Linked DNA regions of Homo sapiens: region 2 is linked to region 1. The links are chromatin contacts, found by Hi-C or POLR2A ChIA-PET in ENCODE. All regions are on one chromosome and are shown on one strand. The core of a region is the stretch at or near the end of the contact, and the rest is flanking DNA. Distances in the headings are between cores, read along the strand shown.

The links. Hi-C counts contacts between places; a loop is a spot of excess contacts on that map. ChIA-PET counts read pairs that join two places held with the same protein, here RNA polymerase II (POLR2A). Pooled maps may share reads with other maps.
Region 2: a loop to region 1 is called in a map of ovary, with 4 times the contacts of the local background. The contact joins two enhancer-like sites. A Hi-C loop is called at or near these places in 2 of 168 maps with a recorded cell type or tissue (DLD1 and ovary) and 1 of 50 pooled maps. POLR2A ChIA-PET finds 5 or more read pairs at or near these places in 3 of 52 experiments (PC-3, Panc1 and activated T-cell).

The regions. Positions count from the first base shown.
Region 1 is chr20:48,009,438-48,015,679 of GRCh38, reverse strand. It overlaps LOC107985436 (a long non-coding RNA gene), which reads right to left. Exons shown (of 4, transcript XR_007067623.1): 2 at 4,299-5,072. LOC107985437 (a long non-coding RNA gene) reads left to right here. Exons shown (of 3, transcript XR_001754652.3): 3 at 292-500. Among named protein-coding and RNA genes, the nearest start is that of LINC01522, 22 kb to the right of the region's middle. Within about 2 kb of position 3,024, at least 2 of the 41 ENCODE cell types and tissues checked have a DNase peak (open chromatin) inside an H3K27ac peak, as active enhancers do.
Region 2 is chr20:48,068,809-48,075,050 of GRCh38, reverse strand. No RefSeq gene overlaps it. Among named protein-coding and RNA genes, the nearest start is that of LINC01522, 82 kb to the right of the region's middle. Within about 2 kb of position 3,615, at least 3 of the 41 ENCODE cell types and tissues checked have a DNase peak (open chromatin) inside an H3K27ac peak, as active enhancers do.

The DNA of each region.
Region 1 (6,242 bases), core at 1,775-4,274:
TCAAAGTGTCTTTGTAACCTCAAACATATCATGTTTAAACATCTTTAGTAGACAATGGGACCCTCCGGGAATTAAAGCCAGTATTTAAGAAGAAATAAAAAATGAACCAGAACTAACATTTTGAACTTGTAATGAGAAGGAAAAGTGTAGACACAAAAGGAAAGTCCAAACCAAACAGTATTCATAGGAAGTTTCCAAAAAATCAAAGTTTTAAATTTTAATTTAATGTATCTGTTTCTGCCAAATATTAACTATTGTGTCTTTTGCATTTCCTTTTTTTTTTTCTTTCAGGAAATGATAAAAAGAGGCTGATGAGTTTCGGGTGTGGTTCAGCCTGGGAAGCCTCCTTATTCACAGGAAGCCAGTCCTCGGCTTACACAGCATCAGGGGATCAACCACCACACCGTGATCTAAACTGAGGCCCGCAGAAGTTGGAACAATGTTAAAATGAAAGCTTAAATCAGCCCCAATTAAAAGATGATATGTCATTTAAATCACAAGGATGTTCTCTATGAGGCCTTAGAGCTGAAGTCCTTGCACAGCCGACTCTGGCACCCATCAGCACATCTCAGACCTTTTCTAGGTTTGGTCCCTGCATTCATCAGGACTTTAGATTACAGGTGGCAGAAATCAAATCAAATGGCTCAAATAAAATGGACAATTGCTAGTTCATCATATCTTTTTAAAACTCCAAATATAGACTTTCAGGTATGGTTAACTTCAGGTTCTAGGTCTAGGCAGCCTTCTTCCCCATCTTTAGGTCTGCCTTCCCCTCTGTGGGCTCCATTCTTGGGCAGCCTCTCTTTGTGGCGTGGCGTGGCTTCTGGCAGATCCAGCAACTCCCATAGAGATGTGAGTTTCATATCCCTCAGTTTCCATGGGAGAGCTAAGTCTCATTGGCTCTGACTGGACCCCTTGGCTATCTCATTGAGCCAGTCTCTGTGGCCAAAAGGGCTGGAACACTCTGACAGTTCAGTCCCAAGTTAACTCATGCCACTGTAGAAAAGCCCCCAGTCTCAGATTTCGAAGAAAGATGTGACTCTTTGTAAGAGCTGTGTCATAGGAAGGGGGAAAGCACTCACCAGTTTCCTAATAGAGCAAAACGTCACTTGTAATCTAGGGTCCTGATTAATGCAGAGACCAAACCTAGGAAAGATCTGGATGCTGGAGTCTACTGTTTGAGGACTTCACCTCTAAGACCTCATATAAACATCCTTTCAAGCTTTCTTCTATACCCAAGGCCCCTCCAACCTTTGCCTGGAGAGGAGAGACGGTGACTCTGGTGAGGAACAGGCTGAGCGGCAGAGGGGCGAGCAGACCTCTTCATTGTGGATCCACGTCTTCGTAGAGGCTTTTGAGAGGATCCTGACCACATGCATTTGGAAGAGGTCACTATATTTTTTCAGTAAAACATTTAGGATCTGTAAAGAGGTCACGGTGTTCGGCTAGGGGATAAAAAGAACTGAGAGTTTCTTTGCCAGTTGGGATTTTTAACTTGTAAAATACGTGGCTTGAAATTCTGTTTATTTGGCTGGGCGTGGTGGCTCACGCCTGTAATCCCAGCACTTTGGGAGGTCGAGGTGGGTGGATCACTTGAGGTTAGGAGTTCGAGACTAGCCTGGCCAACATGGTGAAACCCCATCTCTACTAAAAATACAAAAATTAGCTGGGCATGATGGTGGGCGCCTGTAATCCCAGCTACTCGGGAGGCTGAAGCAGGAGAATCATTTGGACCCAGGAAGCAGCAGTTGCAATGAGCCGAGATCACACCACTGCACTCCAGCCTAGGCGACAGAGCAAGACTCTGTCTCAAAAGAGAAGATAATTGGGAAATGTTATTTGAATATTTAAGTGATCAAGTTGAGTATGCATTTCTAGGGGATCTTGGATGACGTAGAGTCACTGTGCCTCCTCTCCAGGCAAACCTTTTAGGGGTCTTGGGTACACTTGGGCATAGAAGAAAGCTTGATGTTTTGCTCTATTAGGAAACTGGCAAATGCTTTCCTCCTTCCTATGACATAGCTCTTACAAAGAGCCACATCTTTCTTTGTACAATGTCACTCCTGCCATCTCTCCAGTCTCATCTTGTGTCACTACCCCACCCCCATTCCTACCACTCCACATTGGTCTCCTTTAAGTTTCTCGTGTGTGGCAAGTTCTGTACACAGATGTCCCCTCCATCTGGGATACCCTTTCTGCCACACCTTCAGCCAATGAGCCTATTCTTATCCTTCTGGGCCAAACTTAACTGTTACCTCCTCCAGCAAACTTCCCCTGACACCTGTCCACCAGGCTTTCCTCTCCCTCACCCCCAGGATTCTCCACCTCACTTCATGTTTGTTTCATTCCATATGTGTCTATGGAGTACCTACTCTATGCCAGGCACTTTCTAGGGGCCAAGACTACATCACTGAGCAAACAGACAAACATTACTGCTCTCACAGAGTTTATATTCTAATAAAGAGAAGAAAGAAGTAACCCAAATAATAAGGAAACGTTATAGTTTATTAGAGGGTGATGAGTGCCATGGAGATCAATATAGCAGGAAGGAGAAGAAGGCTGAGAGGATGCAATTTAACAGGAATAGGGAGAAAAGGGCTCCTTGAGGAGGCAAACTTTGCACATGGATCTTAGGGAGTAAATGATACAGTCATGCAAATATCTGGAGAAAAAGTCCATGCAAAGTATAAAATAAATAAAAACAGTGCCAGGTTGGAAAGGGAGGGAGTCTGGAGTCAGTGGCAAATATTCAAATATTCCCCTCTTGATGTCTCAGCAGACAATGAGGGACACATTCTACATGGTTTCTGAGAGGGTCTCCAGTGGATTGAGCCTAGTTGTCCACCTGTGTACCCAGTTGTCTATTGGTGCATAGCCAACCACCTCAAAACTTTGTGACATAAAACAAGAACCAGTTTATTCTGCTCGTTGACTCTGTGAGTCAGAAAATCAGATAAGACATAGCCCTAATGTGTGTGAGGCCTCTGCTGGAAAGAGTTGAAATACTGCCAGCAACTCAAATCACTAGAGGCTTGAATCATGACAGAATTCTTCAATCACTTGTGTAATGTCTGCCTGCAATGGCTCACAGATTAGCCTTGGCTAGGACTCCCCAGCAGAGGGCCTAAATGTAGCCTCCTCACGTGGCTTGGGCTTCCTCCCAGCATGGCAGACTTCAGGCATGGTAGCTCAGGATTCCAAGAGCAAGTGTTTTAGCAAATAAGATGGAAGCTAAATGATCTTTTATGACCAAGCCTTGGAAAATCACATAGCATAACTTTTGCTAGCCGGAAGAGTCACAGGAAAGGAGAGGGGGCATAGAGCCCACCTCTAGATTGGAGGAGCATCAAACATCTGCAGCCATATTTTAAAACTGCCACACAGTAACTAACTCAAAATGCATCCTTGTATTAGCTTCTTCTCTTTCTCTATTTCACTATTCCCAGTCCTTCCATTCCAGTTCCTGGGATTGCTTCCATAATCTATCTGAACCCAAGCCCTTGACTCAGGCTCTGCTTGTGGGAGAACCCAAGCAAAGACACTCCCCATAGCTTCAACCTGAAACAATTTGGGGACCTTCCAGGTTTGCAAGATGTGGTTTGGTTTAGGCATAAATGAGTTCTAAGTTGAGTTCACTTCGATTGGAATTTCTAATGGTCATTGGAGCAAAGGAAAACACCCCAAAATCTGACATAGTCACACACTCTTTCTTTCATAGGACTACTTGGGTTTTCCAGTTTTATTTCTCTCCCCCTTAGCAGCTGCTTACTTTTACTGGACAGAATAATTCATGGGAGAGCTTTATAATAACCTTTAAATTCTCTACTTTATGAAGAGAAAGAACAATAATAAATGCATGAATATTAACACAGGTGAATGTTTCCCCTCTCTTTTGATTTGGCTTCATAAACCCTGTGACATGGCAGGATTTGGATCAACTCAAATTGTATCAAATCTAAGTGGTCTCACTTTTTAAAAGTCCTCTGAGAATTCACATATATTTTCTCTACAGGTGATTCATTTTTCTCCCATCCACTTTGAACATATAAAATTCAGAATATATCAAGCATAGCATCGATTTATTTCAAAATTCACCATTAACTAGGACCATTTTTAGACCCTGTGTTCTTGCCCTTCCCTAAAAGTAGCCTGCAGCATTTTCATAATAAAAAGCAGTTAGCATGCTTAAAATCTTGAATGAATTAGAAATTATTTCCAAGAAATCCATGGTCGATTTATAGGCAATAAGCTTTTTTTTTTTTTCATTTGAGGTGTGCTTTACAAAAGCATTTTCCTACCTCCTTCAACTCTGGGTGACGGCTGTTGATTCCGATTGTGGCTGAAACCATGATGATGAAGATAATAATGATGCTGCTGATGGCAGAGGTGGTGATGGTGATGATGAAGTTGATGCTGCTGCTGATGGTGGAGGTGATAATAAAGTTGAGGGTGATATTGATGATGGTGGCTGTGTTGGTAGTGATGGTGAAGGGGATGGTGATATTGATGGTGATTGTGGTAATGATGAAAGTGAGGGTGATATGATGGTGATTTGTGGTGGTGGTGATGATGAAGGTGGTATTGATGGTGGTTGTGGTGGTGGTGATGATGAAAGTGATGGTGATATGGTTGATGGTGGTTGTGGTGATGATGAAGGTGATGGTGATATTGACGATGGTTATGGTGGTGGTGATGATGAAAGTGATTGTGAGATGGTGGTTGTGGTGATGAAGGTGATGGTGATGATGAAGGTAATGGTGATATTGATGGTGGTTGTGGTGCTGGTGGTGATGATGAAAGTGATAGTGATATTGATGATGATGGTGGTGGTGATGAAGGTGATGGTGATATTGATGGTGGTTGTGGTGGTGGTGATGATGAAGGTGATGGTGATATTGATGGTGGTTGTAGTGGTGGTAATGAAGGTGATGGTGATATTGAGAATGGTGGTTGTGGAGGTAGTTACGTGAAGGTGATGGTGATATTAATGATGGTGGTTGTAATGGTGATGACGATGAAAGTCATGGTGATATTGATGAAGGTGGTGGTGCTGGCTTCTCACGTGGGAAACACTGATTGAAGATAAAAAGTATTAGCTGTGGATAGTTCATTGAAAAATACAAAATATTCCTTTCACATTCCTGGTGCATCTGGTTACACTTTTAACCTCATTGAAGTATTCACAGGTAATCACGAAAGATCCCAATTTGAGAACCTTAACCACAGAAACACCTGAACCCAGATGAGTCCTTCCAGACAACAGTGCAGGTCACGTCACTGGGTCAGGGTTTCCTTGGATGGGATTGAAGAGGTGGTTACCATGCAGATCTCTAGGAGAATGCATTGCTTCAGCTCAAGAGGAAGCATTAGGGATTCCTCAGTTGGGTCAACTGTGGAGTAACTTAGGAAAAGAAGTCCCTGTTTGAAGACACCATATAAACGAATCTCTCTCTTGAAAAAATGAGACTTTGATATGGTTTGGGTTTATGTCCCCACCCAAATTTCAAGTCAAATTGTAATCCCCATTGTTGGAGGTGGGGCCTGGTAGGAGGTGATTGGAACCTGGGGGCAGACTTCCCCTTTTGGTGTTTTTGTGATAGAGCTCTTGTGAGATCTGATTGTTTAAAAGTGTGTAGCACCTCCTCCCCACCTTCCTCCTTCTCTGGACATGTAAGACGTGCCTGCTTCCCCTTTGCCTTCCACCATGATTGAAAGTTTCCTGAGGCCTCCCCAGCAGCCGAGCAGATACCAGCATCATGCTTCCTGTACAGCCTACAGAACAGTGAGCACATTGAACCTCTTTTCTTTATAAATTACCCAGTCTCAGGTAATTTGCTTTTTATAGCAATGCAAGAGCAGACTAATACAGCCTTTCTTTATCTGCCCTCAGTGGAAACTGACTAAGGAACACATCACATCACATCACATCACATCACATCACATCACATCACAAGCAGATGTCAACCTTCACAAAAGCATCTCAGGCTACACTCATCTGGTGAAGAATTTTCCTCGCCATTTGTGAGAAGGACCACAGGACCTCCTGCACCATCATGCTTTCATCTAAAGCAGACCAGCCAGGTTCATAAGTCATCTGCACAAGCCTGGCCAGTGTACAGTGACCTGCTTCAATGCGGATGACCACAAGGAAGACGTACATGAAGAGTCAGCTCACCTGGGAGCCACCAAACCCCATTTTCCTTTTCTTTTCTTCCAAAATAAATGAGTAACTCATGCAGCAG
Region 2 (6,242 bases), core at 2,366-4,865, 59 kb before region 1:
AATCAATAAGTGGATAAAGAAACTGTGATATACTGTGATATATATATACGCACACATATATATATATAGCGTGTGTGTATACATATATTTATGTGTATGTATGTATATATACCACTCAGCCATAAAAAGGAATGAATTAATGGCATTTGCAGCAACCTGGATGGGACTGCAGACTATTATTCTAAGTGAAGTAACTCAGGAATGGAAAACCAAACATTGTATGTTCTCACTCGTAAGTGGGAGCTAAGCTACGAGAATGCAAAAGCATAAGAATGACACAATGGACTTTGGGGACTCAGGGAGAAAGAGTGCGAAGGGAGTAAGGGATCAAAGACTATAAATTGGGTTCAGTGTATACTGCTAGCGAGATGGGTGCACCAAAATCTCACAAATCCCCACCAAAGAACTTACTCACAGATCGGCCATCATCAGATTGGAGTACTCACACCTCTGGGGATACATGACAATTTTTTAAGGGTTCACAGGCATAGACAGTTTTAAGATCATCAATTTCCAGACCCCCTACCTACATGTATCCTATTTTTCAATTCCTCCTTCACAAATGCCCTCTTTCATTATATTAAAAGTGGGAGTTGAACAATGAGAACACATGGAGACAGGGAAGGGAACATCACACACTGGGGCCTGTTGTGGGGGTGGGGGATAGGGGAGGGACAGCATTAAGAGAAATACCAGATGTAGATGATGGCTTGATGGGTGCAGTAAACCACCATGGCACGTGTATACCTATGTAACAAACCAGCACGTTCTGCACATGTACCCCAGAACTTAAAGTATAATTTAAAAAATGGGTTTATCAGTCAGGATACTAACACAAAACAGAAAGCACACTCAAATTGGGTAATTCGAAGAAAGTTTAATACAGGAAATGTTTATAAAGGTGTGGGTGAAGTAAAGAAAGCCACAAAGGATAGTGCAGCTCTCTAGGGTTAGTGGGGCCCTGTGCAGAGTTAGAGAAGAAAGAGGTTTCCAGAATCTGGAGACAGGAGAGGCTGTGTAGAATGTGAAGGAGCTGTGACCTTCCTGAGAGAGATGCAGCCACCCTGGGTCATCCCACAGATGGAGCCCAACTTTATTCTTCCCTGCCCTGACCTCCAACCACTGGCAGGGAACATAACTTGGAAGCAGCAGAGAAGGGAGCCCATTGCTGTGGTCCATGCAACCAGCCTCCCAGGACAGAAGGAGGATGGGGAAGGGTGGATGGTGGAAGACGTCCTCACACAAAAGCCATCACCCAGCTTGCGTCTTACAAAGGCGTTTTCCCCTCCTGGGAAAAGTCCTTCAGGGCATCAGGCAAAGACACATTTTGAAATATTAGCCTGAGCATTGAGAACACAAACATCTCTGACAACTGGGTACCCCATCTGGGTGTATAACTGGAACCACATCCCTTTACAGTCAAATTGTTTTCAATTCTTCACTTTCACTGAAATTGAAGAGGAACCTAATAGGGATGTCAGCTCATAGATTATCAAAAATATTTTTATGATAAATCATTGTGTGATTTTTGGCACATAACCTGGAAGGAGTCCAAACAAGTGCGTGGCTTCCAACAGAAGGCCCCCCTTTCCCATCTGCTTGTTTATGTGAACGAATGCTCAGTGCTTACACCAATAAAAACAAAACGGTGTGAATAAAATTGATGATGAAACTGCCTCCTTAAAATAACAAGTAATATTCATGAATACATTAATGGAAAAAAAAATCCCACCTATCATACTAAGAGAAGAATAGCCAAATAATTTTACTTTTTTCAGATTAATAATTCTTTATCCTGAGCTCTGCCATACTTATGCTGCTTTGATCAATTGTGTTCTGCGAACAACCAGAATGATCATCCATAATGATAAGTTTAAAAAAAAACTTATTTTAAAATGTAAAGACTTATAGTCAGAGACATTTTTTAAATTTAAATGTAAATGTATGAGCATATTTTTGTTGCAGTCAGTGATATGTGATAGAGTAATCAATAAAAAAAACTTCCAAGAATAAAACTATGATACATTATGATCAAATTCTTCTAGGGGTGTACAAGTTCAAGGGGAATAAAGAACAATGAAAAGTTCCTAACCATGAGAAGCTCCTGTATGTATTTTTTTAAAAATCAATTATGACAGGTATCAAATCACAATCGTATTGAGCCTCAGTTGGACATACTTTAAGTTATATTACGGTTTTCTCTTAAAATATCCAGTATTTACAATATGCTGAAAATTTTACCCATTTATTTATTTATTTTACACAAGTAAATATCTTAAAAATATAAAATATATATGTAATTTATAAATATATAATTACATCCAAATATAAATTTAAACTTATAAAAAATTTAGCTGGTAGCTTAGGAATGCAGGAATATAGACATGATTTTTCAAGTTGAAAGAGATGCTAGATGTGTCTGCAGAAGTCAACAGGGTCAGATCTGTTTTTTGAAGGGCCTTGTTTGCCCATTACATGCTGGGAAAACAAGGAATGAAATAAGGTAACATTCACAGAGGATGTCAAAGGATGTCTACTTCAAGTGCCCAATGACAAGGTAATAATGTGCTGTCGGAGAAGGAAAAGATTGCTGTGGACGAAGGTGATCACAATGGGAGGCAGAGGGCCACTGAGGTTAACCCAGGACTTGGAGGAGTGTTGAATCGATCTAGTCTTGGAGAAAAAGTTGCCAGGGAAGTGGAGAAAAATAGAAGTGACTTAAGGATCCTGGAGTCCCTTCATTGGCAAGCAGATCAGCTGGTTGACACTCAGTTATTCTCAATTGTGATAACAGTAGTAATATTACTATTCGATATTTATTGAACACTGTTTTTAGGCATTGGCCTGAGACATCTTGATATACAGATATAGGCTCTGAGATTCTAGCACCCATCCTTGGCCACTACTCCACGCTACTTCTCTTGTGTTTCCTGGGCTGTTGTTCATGCAGTCAGTCTTTCTTTTCTTTCTTTCTTTCTTTCTTTCTTTCTTTCTTTCTTTCTTTCTTTCTTTCTTTCTTTCTTTCTTCTTTCGTTCTTTCTTTCTTTTCTTTCTTTCTTTTCTTTCTCTCTCTCTCTCTCTCTTTCTTTCTTTCTCTCTCTCTCTTTCTTTTTCTTTCTTCTCTCTCTCTCTCTCTTTCTTGATGGAGTCTCACTCTATCACCCAGGCTGGAGTGCACTGGTGCATCTTGGCTCACTGCAACCTCTGCCTCCCGAGTTCAAGCAGTTCTCCTGTCTCAGCCTCCAGAGTAGCTGGGATTACAGGTGCGCACCACCACACCCGGCTAATTTTTGTATTTTTAGTAGAGACAGGGTTTCACCATGTTGGCCAGGCTGGTCTCAAACTCCTGGCCTCAAGTGATCTGCCTGCCTCAGCCTCTCAAAGTGCTGTGATTCTAGGCATGAGCCACCCTGCCCGGCCCCTTTTTTATTTCTTTTAGCAAATAATTGTTGCGTGTTGACATGGGCCAGGCAGTTGGATATATTTATTCATCTTAACTGTTGGTAAGTTCTCATCTGCACTGATTTCCCTGCAAAAGCCTCGTTCTTGGCATGGTTTGATTGGGAAGGAGTGGCAACTCCCTTCTCCCAGCCTTGGAAGGGAGCCATGGTCTCTCTGCTCCCAGGTCCAACCCATCCTGGCTAGTTCTTTGAGTGTCCACTGCAGAGGAGACAAAACTCCACTTTCAACCTCTTAGGGTTCCAGCTGGGCTCTAGAATGAAATCGACCTAAAATAGATTAAGAGGAGAAAAGCATACAAATTTATTTAGTACAAGTTTTATGTGGCATGGGAGCCATCTTAAGGAAATGAAGACCCAAAGAAGCAGAGTCAGTCCCTCAGATAGTGAAATTGGACAGAGAACAGTAAGTTGTGAAAAAGCAGCTCACTCATGTGGGGAGGCTGAAAAGATAAGAGTTGTTTTAACAAGGTCTGTACAGAATTATCTCGGCTAGGACTCCCCATCAAAGAATGTTTCTTTTCTCCTGGCACAAAGAGGGCATCTTTCCCATGGGAATTTTTATCTCCCATCTTCAGGAAGAAAATGTGAGATCAGAATGCTCTTCTTGCATCTGCTGTTTTTCAAGCACCTTTAGTTCACAGTAATCCTCAAGTTGAAGCAGCGTATTTGGGGTGGGTGAGAGAGTTCTCACCCTTCACCACCTTTCTCAAAACCCTGAAACCTCTTCCAGTCTGCACCACACCCTCCTGCTCAAAGTTTATGAAGTTTTCCCCAGGACACCTAATCATATTGGACACAGGAACTACCTATTACACTTCTGAATCTCCCCAAGATTTCTAGCTCAGAGACGCCTTCTGAGATGAGATCTGAGATTTTGTTCAGTTATGAGTTCCCCCCGAAATGGACAGTACCTTAAACAAGATAAAGTGTCCTTCTGTCTTATGTAAAGGAGGACAGCCTAAGGCTAATACAGCGGCCCCCATGCCATCGAGGAGCAAGGCTCCTTCTAGCTTGTTACTCTGCCATGATCAGCAAAGGGTTTCTCACTCATAGCTCAAGGTGACGGCTCCAGATCAGACGCCTGAGTCTGCATTCCAGCTGGCAGACGGACAGAGGGAATGTTCTCACTCCTTAAGATACCTCTCAGAATCTGGACACAACAAATAGGTTTATATTCCCCCAACTAGAACTTCTTAGCCACATCTACCAGCAAGCCTGGATGGAAAATGGAGTTTTGATTCTATATGGCCATATGGCAAATAAAATATCTAATAAAAAAGAAGGAAAACAGATGGCGACGAGGAGCCACCGCAGTCTGCCATAGCATCTCAACACATCCTCTCCACCTTGACTTGACCCATCTCTCCAGCCCAGCCCCATCCTCTGGTTCTATTTCCCCCCCGAGGCTTGGAGATCAGGGCACAGAGCCTCCCTGTCTGTTTGCAGCCCTCCTCCCCATCCCCCAGGAAAATCCTAGCTTAGGAGTTACTAATACCAATACTGAGTATTTCCCAGGCCCTTGTGCTTCTCTGACTTGTAACATTTAGAAATTGTAAGAACATGTTCACAGATGGGCTTTTCCATTAATTTATAATCCAATTTCCATCTTTTGAAGCAAAAATAAAGGTTTTCTTCTCATTTAGTTTGTCAGCTGTCACCAGGAGGTGGGCAGGAAGGGCCCTTACATGTCAGATGCTTGGGTGGTGGCTACACAGCACTCAACAGCTGTTGGAGCATGAAAAGGATGAGCTCGTGACGGTGCAAGGTCTTAACCAGAACATCTGCCAGGATGCTTGCAGAAAAGGAATTTAGTCAATGTCGGTGTTGGGGATCCTCTGGAAGGAACAGTAAATCAGGCTTTTTGGTGTCTCAACAGCCAGGAATAATGCTGTGTGTGTCATCCTATAAAGTACTGACATTTCCACTAAAGACACAGGAATTATGAATTGGAGCAGAAACCCTGAGACATTCCAAATTTAAAAATAATAATAATTTTTAAAAGTAAGCAACTTAGGTGGTGATAATCTGAATTAGCTCCAGTTTTGCTCTTGGACCCCAAAGTGGAAGCATTGATGAGCTCAATGTACTAATAATCTTAAATATTTAGTTGAAGTACCGGCCAGACGCGGTGGCTCACGCCTGTAATCCCAGCGCTTTGGGAGGCCGAGGCAGGGAGATCATCTGAGGTGGGGAGTTTGAGACCAGCCTGGCCAACATGGTGAAACCCTGTCTTTACTAAAAATACAAAATTAGCCAAGTGTGGTGGTGTGTGCCTGTAATCCCAGCTACTTAGGAGGCTGAGTCAGGAGAATTGCTTGAACTCGGGAGGTAGAGGTTGCAGTGAGCCAAGATGATGCCGCTGCCCTCCAGCCTGGGCATCAGAGTGAGACTCCATCTAAAAAAAAAACAACAGTATTTAGTTGAAGTAATAGTATAAACACCCACACTGCACTCAATTGTTGGACCACGGGACATTTATTCTAATCACTTGGTTAGAAAGAAATTTAGACTTTAGAAAGGCCCCACCGGACTATTTATAAGCTAGGAACCAAGAAATAAACAATTATGAACTAGGGGTCAGTTTATTCCTCCAAGTTACCATATACCTTATTTACTCTGAGTTTATCTACATTGTATTCTTCCAAGGAAAACTTCTAATAAAGATTCCTCAGAGCATTTTATTCCTTCTTTTTTCTTTTGTTTTGTGTGGTAAATAAACTATTGATTTTGTTTTCATGGTAATTTAAGGGATAATTCAGCTCCATTTGATAACCACCACCT